Linked DNA regions of Homo sapiens: region 2 is linked to region 1. A link is a loop called in an ENCODE intact Hi-C map of the cell type or tissue named here. Cell type or tissue: mammary epithelial cell. All regions are shown on one strand. Links, peaks and the distances in the headings refer to the core of each region. The heading gives the core; the rest is flanking DNA.

Evidence for each region. Peaks named below come from ENCODE experiments on the same cell type or tissue, not always from the same donor. Only the 100,000 strongest peaks of a DNase experiment are listed, where the experiment ranks them.
Region 2: it touches region 1 in a loop (4-fold over the local background); 5 of 110 quality-filtered maps call a loop at or near these places.

The regions. Positions count from the first base shown.
Region 1 is chr11:29,524,624-29,532,603 of GRCh38, reverse strand. It overlaps LINC02755 (long intergenic non-protein coding RNA 2755), which reads left to right. Exons shown (of 4, transcript NR_183754.1): 2 at 1,234-1,316. Among named protein-coding and RNA genes, the nearest start is that of LINC02755, 66 kb to the left of the region's middle. In mammary epithelial cell, for the core only: a CTCF peak has its summit at 4,779; a DNase peak (open chromatin) is centred at 4,833; H3K27ac peaks cover 311 bases.
Region 2 is chr11:29,630,124-29,638,103 of GRCh38, reverse strand. LINC02546 (long intergenic non-protein coding RNA 2546) reads right to left here. Exons shown (of 4, transcript NR_149107.1): 4 at 7,428-7,740. Among named protein-coding and RNA genes, the nearest start is that of LINC02546, 40 kb to the right of the region's middle. In mammary epithelial cell, for the core only: a CTCF peak has its summit at 3,671; no DNase peak of the experiment used is centred there.

The DNA.
Region 1 (7,980 bases), core at 3,220-5,719:
ATGCCTGAAAACAAGCATTTGCAGATACTTGACTCAATTAAGCTGGTAAAATTTACCGAATGTCTACAACATTTCAGATACTATAAATAAAGTATTATCTGCTAATATTTGTATAATGCTAGAACAAAAGTTGGAAAAATATTTTTCCTGTCATTATTGAGTGTTATGGCCTTGGGTATTATCATTAATTTCTTTCAAAAAATAAAGACACTAAGATCAAGAAAATCTGGTTTCACAACTTTCTGTTCCCACTTGGTTCACACTTCATTATTAATAGGAACTTATATACTATAGTAAGCTGATTAAGAGAATTGACTTTGGAGCTTAAGTGGCTTCGATCTGCCCTCTGGCTAGCATCAACACCTGTTTGCTCTATGACTTCTCTGAACTTTGTTTCTTCACCTGTACATTGGGAAAGTTTCTTTAATTGTGACCCTTTATAGAGACATGCATTTATAAGAGATGATCAATTACCTTGGGGTTATTCTGCTAGTAAGTCAGTGGTAATCTGACAATTGTTGAAGCTATATGGCAATAGAGTGAAAATGTCATTACTTAGGGCTCCCATAGCAATTTCTAAGAATTCACTTTCTACATGGATAGCTTCTTGTGAATGTAGCCTGTCATGTTGTGTGGGTATTTCCCATGACAACATCTGTAATCTTTTACCTTTCCAGAAGCCCCTGTACTTGCTATTCTTATTCCCATTTCAACTCACCATCACAAGCATTTTGTGCATGAACTACTTTATGCAGACACTACTTTCTTTAGAAGGGCCTTTTATGCTTCTAACCTTGGTAATACATAAAAATTCACTGCCAGCCAAGGTTTAATCTTCATGTTATACAGACAGCCATGCCCACCAGACAAAATATCATTATAAAATATTGTTCTGTCAAGGGGTAATATTTTATCGTTTCTTGAGTCTTTCCAAAATTTCTAGTGTATTTGTTTGCCCTTGAAACTTTCAGTGAATAATAAATATCATCCTAGAATATAACCAATAAACATGTAAATTTTCCACTGGGCAAAAAGAATGTAATTTCCCTAACTATGAGAGGCACGTTTTTGATTAAATGATCTTTGGTTCCTAGGATCTAAAATATAAGAATGGATAAAGTCAGGGTGGGCCTCTTATGCTGGGACCTTGGAGCACTAAGCATTATGCAGAACTCTGTTCCCCCTTTCTCTTTCCTCCCTTCTTTCTCATCTTCACTATTGCTTTTCTCCCAGACAGATACAGATGGAGGCAGTAGCATGGTAACACCTCAAAATCAAGCATCCAGCAGCTGAATCCGAAAAACACAAGGAACAAGGTAAGATGCCAAAAGAAAAGGACCCAAAACAGAGTTCGTGTTTTCCAAAGGTTTTCAATTATATCCTTATCAGTCTCTGCAACTTCATTTGCTGTCCCCATTAGTTAGTTCCCTATTGGCTATGTTTGCAAGGTCATCATTTCTTAACATTATTTAAAAGACTTTAAAAGACTTTAACTATGTAATCTCTTTGCCTCTGGAGGTAACAATCCTAGTTTGTGTTATAAAGAGCATTGCATTTTGTTTTCCCTACAGCATTTTTAGATCCCTTATCTCATTAGGCCTTCATGACCCTTTGCAGCATATAGGACAGGAAATTTTGTTTCAGGTTACAAAATGAGACTTGGAGAAGCAGAGTGACTTACATGAGGCCAGAGATAATAAGGGCCTCAGCTCCTGTTTGCATCTGTAAACACACCTTATATCTTAAGGACACTCAAGGGGATTCTCAGAAAGCTCCTTAAAGTGATATGTTCAGAAAAGCATCCACGTAATCATGGTTCCATAGATTGGTCTGGGTTTCTGTATCTGGGACTGGAAAGGTCTGAGAATCTCTGGCTAAAATATGGTCACATTGCATTTGCTCTGCATTTTCCTAACTGGGCAACATGTAGGTAATAACTGCATCTGGAAGCATCCCCCAGATGAAATTGCAGCAGCTTGGGGGATGATTTATTGTCATTGTGACAGTCCTGTCTGATGGTCCCCAGAACCCCAGGAAGGAGTGTTTAGGCCACTGTAGCAAAAAACACTGGCACCCAGGAAAAGTCAGAAATTTCCCTCACTGTTTTAGATTTTCTCACTGCCTAACATACCGTGGAATAATTTTAGCATTCAATATCTGTCTTCAATGAAGGGATGTTATTCAAGAGTTGCTCTGAATGTTATAGAGGGAGCTATGATAATTGAGCACATACAGGTATCAAGTATTCAGCTTGATGCTTTAAATACATAATTTTATTTAATATTAGTAAAATTATAAGAAGTTGTGTTTGCCTACAATTTATAATATGAAAATTGAACTAAGGAGGTGACCATTTAGTATAAGTCAATCAAGTTTAAGATTAGCAAGGACAAAATTCTATTATAATCTGTTGCCTAAAATACAAGTTCTTCTCTCAACCAATAATGGTTTATTAAACAAACGGCTCTTAAATCTAACTATGTATCTATATATTGAATTTCCTGCCATTTTTTCTATGAAGCATCCTTTATTTTCCTACTTCAGCTTCATAGCCAGCATTATATTTTCACAGCTCCAAACTTTATTGCTACCAATCACATCACCATTCTTTCTCTACATTAGCATTTCTTAATGTTTGAGCTTTAAGCCTATGAGTCAATATAAGAATCCATATTTCTCCATGTATTTTCTCCATCAGTGGACCCTATTGTTGGAATAGTTTCATATTGGGTTCTGCAAAAATGTAACATTTCACTATCGACTTTTGAGGTTATAATACTGTAAACCACATCTCTAGATAGTTATGATAATTAAAACTTTGGTTGATTCGACTCCTATTATGTGTTTTCTAACATTATGTGATGTAATATTTGCAACAAGCCTACATGTTAAGCAGTATTATTCACAATTTACAGGGGGTAATCTCAAATTCAGAGGAGTTAAACAATCAGTCAAAGTTGCATAGATAGTAAATGATAAGGCTTCCATCTGAACACAATTCTGGTCAACTTTGACATCCATTGTTGTTCAGTGCTAACTTCAGGTCTTAGAATCATGCAATGTTTTCATGCAAGGGTGTGTCAGGATCTTCTTTGTTTTATAAATATTAAGTTCTGATATAGATCCAAGCTACAGACAGAACTTTAGCTCAGAGGTTTAAAAATCCCAGAAAATATGTCATGAAACTCAAAATTTTAATAATATTAAAATATTTTAGTAAGGTAATTCTATTTTTCATCAGAAGCAAGAGATAGTACAAGAGTAGCTGATGCAAAATCACACTGCCAGCAAAAACAATTCTAACTCTTTCTAGATAAGCCCCTGCAATCAATATGTTATTAAGCCAGAAAAAATATCTAGCAATGCAGGGAATATAAGTTTACATTAATGGCCAGGGTCTTGGTCCAGCCTGCTTACACTCAAAATTTATCTTGGATACATTGAATGAATGCTTACTATGAGAAAATTGGCTGTTGAGAACAGGAATCTGCCTCAAAATGTTAAGATCTATTTATAAGCTTAGCTAACATTCAGGTATTTCAAGACAAGCATAAACTATAAATCCTGGATTATATACATGTGGTAGAGACAAGAAAAAGTGTGAAAGATGAAGCAAGCTTTTGATTATACAGGGACAAAAATTACTCCATGATAGAGTTGGAAAGGACATTAGAGATAAGTGAGTCTGACCTTTTATCATATTTTATACAGTATAATAGTAATACATTCTTAGGAAAGAAAACAAAAAAACTGAAAAGAAAACCAGGAAAAATAACTCACCTCTAGTCCTAACACTCAAACACAAACACAATATACTGTGCAGTATTTTTGTTTTTTCTTTCTATGAAAAACTATTTTAACACAGTTTAAACCACATTGTATATAGTTTTATGTATATAATTGTATAACTATATATAATTTGTACATTATGTTTTACTCAATATTATATCATGAACATTATTCTATGGGATTATATAGTATTTCAAATGATAGGCCAAGTGAGATGTCTCATGTATGTAATCCTAGCACTTCAGGAGGCTGAGACAGGAGGATTGCTTGAATCCAGCTGTTCAAGCCAGCCTGGGAAACATAGCAAGGCCTTGTATCTACCAAAAAAATAAAAATAAAGTTAGCCAGGCTTCATGGCACATGCCTGTAGTCCCAGCTACAAGGAAGGTTGAGGTGGGAAGATTGCTTGAGCCCAGGAGTTCAAGATTTCAGTGAGCCATGATTGTACCACTGTACTCCAGCCTGAGTAACAGAGTGAGACTCTCTCAAAAAATAATATTAATAATCATTTTAATGTCTAAGTAGTATTCTACTTGGTGAAAAGATCATAGTTTGCTTAGCTAATCTCTTAGAATTGGACATTTTTACTATTTCCCATTTGGGACCATCATATAAAATTCTATAACAATCATTTTCAAAATAAAGCTTTTAGTTTCTTCACGTTAATTTTTAAAACTAGGTTCCCAAATGTGTAATTACTAGGTAAATATATACATATGTTCAAATTGCTTTTCAAATTGTTCTATTACTAGTAATGAAAAGAAAGTCTCATTGTCCACACTTTCACTAGTATTACAGAATACAAACACCCATACACCTACACATGCTGTTGTGGGAATCAGAGGACTGGAGAGACCAAATGGGTGAAATAAAAGGATTTATCGAGGGCACTCAGGCCCAGAAGATTCACATCCAAAAAACTGAGCCCTGAACAAAGACAGGGCTTGATTTTTATACATGCAACCAAGGGATTGGCCATCTAGTGGCATGAAATGTACAGGGCAGGCAAGCAGGCTTACAGAAACAGAACAAAGGTGTGAATCATACAGTGACAGATTGTGCAATTCGAGGAAAAACAGGAACTTATCAAGCTAAGGCAGGGTTTACAGCTGGTAAATGTCTTACTCAAGCATGTCTTGTGACCTTGTTATTTTACACAGAAGAGAAACAGGAATCTGTAAAACTTTGTGAAGTAACCTTGAGTTTCACTAAGAAAGGATTTACAAAAAGGGAGTGGGGAGCTGGGAGAGGAGAAAAACCTGTTTTCTCATCCTTGCCCATAACTGGGAGGAGAGGGGGCTCTGGAGCACATTCCTTGAGGGCTCTGGTTTTGCAGATAATGTTATTAAATCCTTTTCAGAGCTCGGCTGCCTATCTCTAGGTCTTGGAGTGAGTCAGCCTAGCAAGAGAAGACTTGTTCCTTTCTTTTACTTGTTTTTTCTTTTTACATTTTCTGCTTCATTCCCCCCTTTGATGCTTCTTATAAATGAAGTTTAATAGAAAGCATCATCATCTTTAAAATTTATCCTTTCATGAGGCGCTAGTTTCCTATTAAGCAGGGGTTGATATTTAGTTAGAACCATTAGTTGGGTAGTAGTTTGCCTGGTTACAAGAATCTCAATAGCTGACTGCATGTTCCTAACAAGGAGGGGCAAAAGACAAGGAAGTATGAGGCAGCCCCCTAGTATGGCCAGAACTATTCCTACTAAGGTTTTAAATCCTTCAAGAGATGAAAACCAGCCTCCAAAGAGTGAATCTGGAGACCATCATTTCCAAGTCTGCACTGGGACATGGGCTAATTTCTGGATTCTGGCAGAATCCAAAATTGTTTGACAACATTTCTGTTGTCATCAATCTCTAGACAGCAATTAGTTAGGTTGAACTTTCCACATACTTCTCCTTCTTGAGCTAGGAGGTAGTTGATGGCCAGTCTATTTTGGTAGATGGCATTTCTCATTTGTGTAGCTTGCCAGGCTAGCTGATTTAAGACCCTTGCAGCATCATTAGTAATTAGCTCAAGTACTGCCTGTAACCTTATGATGTGGTTGAGCATATATATAGGGGTGCAGTATCCCCATGTTCCATATTCTGCCCAGGTGGCTGGGCCATAGTATTGGATTATTCTTTCAGGGGGCAATTCATTGTCTTTCCACTTCCCTATGGTTATGCCGTCTCCTGTGGTTATGCCCCTCTTGCTTTTCCTTTTAGTTACATCATAGATGGGGTACCGTAAGACTTCCCCTTGCCTTAGCAGGATTAGAAAGAAAGAGGGCCTAATTGTTCCAAGTACACAGGCCCCTGACCATTTAGCTGGCAGTTGTCAATATGCCTGTGGCCCACAGTTCCAGTAGAGGCCAGAGGGTGCCTGCCAGGTATTGGAGCTTCAAGCTGGTACCAGGAGTGGTTTAAAGAAGGGAAACGGGAGAATGGGCCTGGGTGCGGTGATTTGGAGTCATTCTTTTTGCATCTCCATAAAGTTTTTCCTAGTATCTCATTGTAATATTGCTGTCCTAGGCAAGTTAATTCTCCTACTGGGTCTGTAAAGGCTTTTCCCCAGTGCACAATGCAGAATCTCTTGATAAGAGAGGTTTTTAAGAGCCAGGTGCTCAAGCTTGTGAGTGTTGGTTCGGGGGAGGGGATGGTCAGAGTAAAGTTACTTTGAGGCATTAGCTCCTTTTCCTCCCATGGTGACTGGTCCCCATGTTTGTTCCCCCACAGACGTAACATGAAGAGATGGGCAAGCTGCTGGTTATGCTTTCTGCCAGTTGGGTGAATAGTTTTTTGGCTATGGGAGGGGGTTCAGGCAATTTCTGGTTGACCTGCTTATAGAATGACTTGAAAACTCAGAATTGTTGGGTTGAACAGGCCCGAGCTTTCTTTATAATACATAGAAAATTATTTTTTAAGATAGTTTTTCCCCTTGGATTCTTGGTTAAATAGTAATGTCCTATTGGTGCTCCTATTCCTGTAGTCCATATTTGTAAATTTGGCTTCAGGATTTTGAAATTTACAAGATTGCAAGCATTTGTTTTACAGTTTAGGTCTGCTTGGATGTGGGTAAACATGACCTGCTTTTGTTTAGTGGCCAATGTTGCACAGTCCCAAGTGGAGCAAGCAGGGGTGTTCTTAATTTATACCACAGGTTGCTACAGGGCAATGAAGTCTTTAAATGTTGCCTGGCAGATATTAAAGTACAGATATAGTGACATACATAAGGCTAGTTATTCCCTGGGTCACAGATTGAGTAGGTGGTCTGATTGTGAGTACAGGTTCCTAGGTGGGTTCCAGTACACTCATAATGAGTATGGTACAATAGAGTTCTCGTTATAGCGCTCCCTGACCGTGTAGTATGAGTACATTGGGGGCATCCTTCAAATCCTTCCAAGAGTTCTCCTTTTAACATAGATAAGGGGATTAGTAAGAACAAGGTAAAGAGTGACATACTTATACCCAGCAGGGACAGAAAAGGCTTTCTCCTGGTGGAGGAGGCTGACTAAAGTGGCAGAACAATAGAAAAACAACTAGTATTACAAGGAAAACTATTAGACCTAAGATTTCTAACAACATGACTTTACTCCAGCTTCAGCTGTGCATAGGCTAGTCAGCTCCTGGGGTGACTAGAGCAGGGCAGTTGTCACCTCAAGCTTCAGCTGTGTGTAGATTGGTCAGCTTCCAGAAGGACCAGAGCAAGGCAGTTGCTAGCTCCATTGGCAACCTGGTCTCACCGTAGGATCAGCCGAGTGGGATGGTCTGGTTCCTGTTGGCTGGTCCACTAGTTCTGGGCTGCTGGTTTCAGCTGACTATGGTGGATCCAAGGTAAAATTCCTCCAACTTTAACAGCTGTGGGAGTGGACAAGATTACAGTATGGGGCCCATCCTATATGGGTCCCAAAGTGGTTGGATTCCATTTTTTAACCCAAACTGAATCCCTGGGTTTAAAGGGGTGTGTTGGGTCTGTCAGGCTTATGGGCATTCTTTCCCATACCCAGCCATGAATTTCTTGCATGGCTATTCCTAAAGCCTTCATTTGCCTTCTCAAGGATAATTTCCCTAGTTCACGGAGATCACAATTAATTTGACCTATGATTGGGGGTGGCTGGCCAAACAAGATCTCATAGAGTGCTTGACTCGGAGGTGCACCTGACTCGGAGAAGAACCATGGGAAGGACCTGATCCCATCTCAGATGGGTT
Region 2 (7,980 bases), core at 2,194-4,693, 110 kb before region 1:
TCAGTTGGAATGTGTAAATATTTAACTAAAATGATGAAGCTTGGAAAAGCCTGGTTTCTCTGCCATTCCTTTTAGTGTAAGGGAATTGGTGATTAGAATAAATAATCATTCTGAAAATAGCTCCATCTCATTTGTTCAAACAATTAAGCCCATCAAGGAAGTTAATTTATGAGAGAAATGACATACGTGTTGGCAAATTGTTCTGTTCATCTTGAGAGCCTTCATATTTTCTCATTCCCTATTTTATGTCTTCCTTTCTGTCTCTATTATTGTTTATGCTATCACTTCTCAGTGTCTTTTGGGAACTGTTGTTTCCTACAGCTAGTTTGTTTTTTTCCATTCCCAAATTCATGCACAGATCTATTTTGTCTACTTGCTTCCAAGGACATGTTTGCTATCTCCTCTCTCCCAATTTGGTAATGACCATCTGATTTCTTCTCTTCTGGCTTTGGTCTGCCACAGTCATTTTTTATAAAACATCCCTCATACATCTTGCATTCTGGTGTTGATAGGGCATAATTGGATAGATTCAGGTAAGTAAAACGGAAGCAAAGGACTCTGACACATGTAAAGAAAAGAAAATAATTGCTATTTTAAAAGCCAACTGTACTTTAAACTGCTGGGGTACGTGGAAAAAGAATTCTTTTTAGAAAGATATTTTCTCCTTTGCTTATGACAAACCCTTCTCTGGGCTTGTTTGATATGAAAACCAAAGTCTCCTATCTCTTGTCCTGTTCCCCACTGCCTTGATATATATGGCAGAAACTTAGATGGAAGCAGCACCTTTGAGCCTGGTAAGAGGTAGACAGGGATCTGGGGAATCCTGAGATTTGGAGAAGATGGAGGAACAAGATTACAGTAGGAAAAAAGGTGTAGGAAGACAGCAGTGAGTTGGAGCTGAAGGCAAGAAATTCGGGGAGATAATCCTGGAAGAAATTATGCAGAGAGCTTATAGAGAGTAAAATCCAAGGTTCAGTATATATATTTTTACCTCTTCTGCACTCTGCTGAAACTCTTTTCTGTAATCACTAAGCATCAATAGAAAACATGCTACATGCTGCCTTACATTGACGGTGTTTAGAGGACTAAAGAAAACGGGACAATGTCTAGTGTGGGGACCAAGAGATGAAAAAACAAAAACGTAGCCACAGGATGCATGCAGGTAAATGGGGTGATAGAAATCTAGTGAGAACAAAACTTCAGAGTTCAAGGTGGGCTGGTGAACTTGTGTCCCCTACCAAACACATGCCCTGCATAATCAATTCTTCACATTTAGGCAATAAAATTTAAAAACACAAACCTGATCAAGTCATCTCTTACTTATAGCCCTTGTGAGGGTTTCATGAAAAACTCCTTACAATGATATACATGTCCCTTTATGCTCTTACTCATCTCTACAACCTCATCTTGCTACAGACTTAGCCTCAGCATTTGTCCTTCATCTACACTGGCATCTGTTCATTCCTTCCAATATGCCACATTCCCCTTGCCACAGGACCATTGCACATGCTGCTCCATCTGCCTGAAACGTGTTCTCTACCCTCTGTGAAAAGTTGGCTTTTTATCTCAACTCAAGCATCCCTTCTTCAACGAAGCTTTCCTTGCCCTCCCTGACCAGCCAGTCTCTCAAAGAGCCCTGTGCACCTCTTCTTTAGTACATCTGTAGCAATTGCCATTGCTCAATGGTTTGTGTGGTCACTTGATTAATTTCTATCTCCTCCACTAATCACACAGCTCCATTCAATGGTTACATTAGGCCTGCATGAAAGTTTTATCCCAGGGCTTTGTTCAGTGCTAATCATATCATAGGCACTCAGTAAACATTTGCTGGAGAAAGGAGGAAGGGAAAGAAACAAGCAAGGAGGAAGGGAATGGAGAAAGAAGGAAGGGAGAAAGGAATAGAGGGAGATAATAAATAAATGCATTCATTAAAGGCCTCAACAGTCTTCTCTAAAAATATGCATTAGTGAACTTATAGTTTATTGTCTGGTTCTACTATAAAGACAAGCATTTGGAAGAGTGGATTTTTTTTTGTGGTTTTCAGAATGGACTAAGAGTTCTATTTCAAATGCTATAAAACCACTGAGGGAAAAGGAAGAACTTGTTAAAATTGGTAGTTAAGGAAATTCCTTACCTATTTAGTTAAGCTTTATTCTGTGATAATGATAATGAAGATGATGGTGATGAAGATGAGTATATAAAATTTCTTTTGATTACCCTTCCTAAACTCTTTTATGTGTATGTATATATTTTCTGTGTGTATCTGTGTATATGAAGAAAGGAGAACTTTTCCACTAGCCATAATCATTTAGCACCAACCTAAAAACCTTGTGAAGAAGAAGAAATTCTCGGTCAATCTGACAGTTGTTTCTGCTTAGCAAAGAGAATGATTTGTCAAGAACAAGGACCATACATGAATAATGATCTAATAATTTTACTTTCTTTTCCAAGTTGCATTTTGGCAAAACAAGCTCTTCCTCTAGGGTGTTAGTTGGCTGTTATTAAAGTATTTTATCCCCAGGTACTACCCTATGGCATTGGAGTTTGAATTAGGACTGTTTGCCAGGTTAGAATTCCTAACCTGACTTTACCACTTAGCAGCTATGTGACCCAAGCTATTTAACCTGTTTGAAACTCAGTTCTCCAGTCTTTAAAATGAATATAATAAGTTCATGTCAGGGGGCTGTGATGAGTGCTATGTGAAATGATATATAGAAAACCAGGTGCAGAGTGGATGCTTAAAAGTTGCTCCCTTTTTCCTGTCTGAATTCTATTTTCTGAACATGTTTTCTTCCTTCATAGCTTCTGCAAGAAGTGAGTTGGTTCTTTAATTATTATTCCACGGTGCAGGTGAGTTGCCTTTTGTACCATGAAAGGGAAAAAATAACGTTAGTAGTCTTTCTTAATTGACCCTCCTGAGACAGATCAAATGCCAGCTTCAAATAGGAGCAGCTTCAAATACAAGGGGCTGAAGTTAGATATTAAATTCTTATGAATACAGAGAAAGGAGAATTCTCTGTGACCCAAGGCAACTTTTGGTGAGCGGTGTAATGCAGCATCTCTGAAAATAACTGCATCATTTTGGTTCCTGTCTAGCTAAGAAAAAGGGAACACAGAGCTTCTCTGACTTCTCCCTCCCTCCAGTCATACCTTCTTCCTCTCCTTTCTGGAAGCTGCCAGAGAGGGCTCCCTAGTACTGGTCAGAATATGTAGAGAAACTGTCTTTCTTCTTTTCCTGCTTTCACTCTTCCTCCAAGATTATTCCCGCAGAGACCTCTCAGAGAGACTCTTCTCTTATTTGCCAAGCTGTGTCTAACCCGTATGAAATAGTTTAATGCCACTTTGTGGCCCATTTCATTTATGTTTCTCCTCTCATTCAGAAGCACCATAATTCTCCAAATTGAATTTTAAATGAGACCCTGTTCATTGACCACAGGGACAGTCAATATATGCATAAACTGAATCAAACCACTTTTCTCAAGTAATTTGTCTTCACTCTAGCCTGCAATTGTCTTTTAAAGCTGGGTAACAGTCTTAATTCAGACTTCAACTTGATAGTGCCTGGGGATTAAATAACTTAATGGTCAACCAGAGAAGTTTATTTTGTAAAAGTAAAATGAGGAATGGAGATGGAGTCATTATATTATTGTCCACTAGTGGTCAGGAGAGGAGTTGCTTGGGTCAGTTCTGGATGGCATGGGCAACTTCTTGAAGGTTAGACATGAGATCTCTGCAAAAAACTTGCATATTTCATTCTCTGCTCTAAGAACCTGTTGAGTTAGTGAACATTATTACCCCTATCTATTTTATAGATGAACTCTGAACAGAGGTCAGAGAGATTAAATAATGTGATATTATTTATAGTTATTAAGTGATAGAGACACAATTTTAATAAGAGCTGTCTTTCCCTAGAGCCCAAGATTCTATCTGACCATTATATTATACTGTGAGGTAGCATTTCTTAAAAGTATTCATTTGTGGAGACTTAAATAAAATGATAGCTAACAGTACCAGGTGATTTGGGATAAATATAAAACAGGCAGAGCAATTCATAAACCCTGAGGGTATCTCTGATGAGGCTCCGTTCAGATGACAACCTACGGCACCAGACTCTGGGGCCTTGTCTAAAGGTCACTAGGATAATTAAAGTCTGTCTCCGATTTCGATTTGCCATACCAGTGAAGGCTGATTAAACTGCAAATCAAATAAAAACCTTAGAGCCCACTCATACTTTTGTCCCAACATCAAAAGTGTTCTTTTCACTCTATTTACCAAAAGAGTTCCTTAACACGGAAGCTTCCAGAACTTGTCTTATAGAAGTTTCTGGTCATCAGGGAAGACTTTAAGATGGCATATTTGGAACGTCATAAAAAGTCTTCAGTTGTTTCTCCTTCTACTTTCAAAATTTCATTCATTCATGCATTTAACATCTCTTTATTGATTGATTACTATATATAGACACCATATATGCAGCCCTCCTCACTTGGCCTGATCATTATTCTGGTCACCATCTATTCTGTAGTAGACCCTAATACCTCTCTAAAATTGGCCAGGACATCTGCCACTAACTCCTTCCACATTTTGCAGAAAAGTAGATACTATAATTCAAAGATAGACCAGTTACTGAAGTTTCTTAGTGCACACATCTTTAAAATAGAGGCAGATACAAAGAAGTAGCTTGGACTTGATAGAATATCAGATGTCTTCTATTTCTAAGGTTCTTTAATTCAACAGCTCTGGTTTTAGCTACACTCAGCAAAGTTATCTCATGATTTCATTCAGGTTTGAGAGCCTTAGGGTTTTCATTTGTAAAATAAACAGCCTGGATACATTTTTTTTCCAGTACTATGATTTATCCAAGCTCCTGCTCTACTTTGCCCCAAAGTACCTCCATGAGGTAGCTGCATCTCCCAAATCCCCACTGATTTTGAGAAAGGCACACTTTTTCTCATTGGAGGATGCAGTAGCTTAGGAGAATTAGGAGTCTGGGATAAGCATTTGACCTGCCTCTCTTTTCCTTCATGGGAGGCAGTGCTGGGTGGATGGGGAGGCAGGAGACAAGGTGGTGAGGAGCATGAGTCCCAGCTGCAGACCATTCTGGACTGAATCATGACATCTTTCTTGATGTATGACCTGAGGCAAGTTATTTAACCTCAGTTTCTTCATCAGAAAATGAAGCTAATAGTAAGCTTTACATGAGATGAGGACAACTAGAGGCAACAACACTTGGAATAGAGCCCAGATCATAGGGAGCAGACAATAGACAACAGCTAATAGCTCTTTCTGTTTTGAGACGGAGTCTCACTCTGTTACCAGGCTGGAGTCCTGTGGTGTGATCTCTGCTCACTATTACCTCCGCCTCCTGGGTTCAAGTGATTCTCCTGCCTCAGCCTCCTGAATAGCTGGGACTACAGGCACGTGCCACCAAGCCCAGCTAATTTTTGTATTTTTAGTAGAGACGGGGTTTCACCATGTTGCCCAGGATTGTCTTGATCTCTTGACTTCGTGATCCACCTGCCTTGGCCTCCCAAAGTGCTGGGATTACAGGCATGAACCACCACTCCCGGCCAGCTCTTTGTCAATCAAGCAAGCAGTCAGTCAACTACTGTCTCCATGTTTGGGAACCTGTGAATCTAAGGAAGAACCTACAGTTAGGGCTTCACTGGGGATGCTGGGTCCAAGCAGAGGCAGCTGGAGGGCTTGTGGAGGGGATTAAGACAGGGCTTAGGCTGTGGCTTCTGCTTCAAGCCAGTGGGAAGAATAAGAGTATATGACCCTGTTTCCAGAATAGAAAGATAATTCTTTTGTCTCCCTTTCTGTATTTATTCAAGCAATTCAACATATTGCTTCCCTTTTTGTTCCCATTCTCTTCCTCCTCCCTCATGCTTCTGTCTTTTAATTCCTCCTTCCCATCCTTTCTTCTTTTTTCTCTCCTGTAGTAAATTTGATGTAAATTCTAGCCTTGGAGTAAGAAAACACCTGGGCATGGTGGAGGAGGTGAAGGGTATATGGGAGTTAAATGCTAGGCAGAGGCAGAGTCTATTTTGGCCTTCTTTCCTTTTGACCTCAAGCCGTGCATCTCTCATTGCTGGGAAAAGGCCAAATAGGCTTGTGACTTATTGATCAAGAATGGAAGAAAGATCATGTTGGCAGGAGGTGGGCTGCACTGCATCCAAATGAGCAGGGCCTCACTATGGAAGGCCTGAAAGGAAAACTTAAGTTATTCCAATGGAAGCTGCAGGGGAGGCTCGAGCTCTAGAACTGAGAAGAGGGAGAACCACTCTGTGGTCAGCCCCAGCCTGAAGGGAAGTTACAACATCCAGCTTCCTTCTGTTCCAGGTTGGTAGTGGATGGGACACCTGGCTGGGGTGGGGAAAGGAATCGTGTTATCTCAAGAGCTGAAGTGGGGAAGGCTTCAGAGAGAGCTTAGAGGCTTGCCTGTCAAGAGATGCACTGGGATTCGCAAACTTTGTCTCTGCCTGTTGCGGTTTCTAGTGAAAAAAACAAAATGTAGCTTCATCAACTAATCTCCAACCTTGCTCCCAATCAATATCCAGGTTCAGACAGACATTAAAATAAGCACTTCCATTGTGTATTGAGAGCAGCTATTTAATAGAATAGCTGTGCCCGATGACAGGGACAGAAATAGGGAGAAAGCTATGATTACTAGGCAGTGTGAGCATCTTGTGTTAATCTGTTCCCATTTCATCCTCCTGCATGTTATCTCTTTGATTCTCAAAACAACCGTGGGTTGACAGAGCATTGGCTAATAGGAAGACAAATATACATACACAATACATACACAAATACATAGTCACAATATGACAAAACTATACCCCACGGGAAACAGACTTTACAGTTCCATAGATGTCAGAAGTGACCTTAGGCATCCTCCACAATTTCTCAGTCAAAGCAGGATGTTTTCTGCAATAACCTGGGTGAGTGAGCATCCCACCCTTTCCTAAATGTCCCTATTAACAAGAATCCCACTGGGATTTTTTTGTGTGTGTGTGTGTGGTGGTTGTTGCAGCCCATTTTATTGTCAGTAGCTCTAGAGAAGTCAACCATACCACTGGGTTCCTGCTTTTCAATATTTCCAGGCAAAGTGGTGATGGGAGAAATCAACCATTTATCCTTTTATCATTACTAATCCCATTTAGTTTAGATCTTGAGTGTCTAATTCCAACAGCCATGTTTCTCCTGAATCCCTCCCTCAACTTTCTTACTTTTCTGCAATGTCACCACTGTCACCACCATTGACTCCAGCTTCAGATTGGTGGGACTTGTTCCAGAAGAATGGCTGTACCTTGAGTATTGCTGCTGTCTTCCTTAGAGCTACCATTCTGCTGAATGACACAATTATTTCTGTGACAGTTAATGGTGTTTTTCCTCCATAATCATTCTTTACTCCACAAAAGATACCTTGTTTTTCTGCTTTATAACTTTCTATAGGAATTTATTCTGTGTTTCCAGGGAAGGGATTGGAGGTATTCTGGTGAGGTGAGGGGTAACATCTTAGGTTGGATACTCAGATTTTGTTACCTATACCACAACTGTGTATCAGGACAAGGCACATTGTTCTTAGTGTGTCCACCCTCCTGGGCTGGCTTTGCCTTCTCAGAGCTCCTTAATTCACTTGTAGGAGTTGAATGAGTCTTCATCTCTTCTTTAGCCAAAGATCTTTTAGTTCATAGTGCCAAGTATGTTCATCCATTTTTGGTCCCTTTAAATGGTCTTACTCTATACAAACAGAAGAGAAGAAAGAAAAAGCTGAGAAAGTTAGCCCACCAGAGTAATTGTTCGGATTTCCCCATTCTAACATTGAGCTCCTCCCAACTCCTCAACCCTCTCCTGGTTCTCTTGCCTAGAAGATACTTTGGGTGTTTTTCTTTAACACTGTCTTTCAGATAAAATCCTGAGAATGACCTACCTAACTTTATACCAGAGAAAAGTAGAAGACAAACTCTCTTCCTTTAGCCC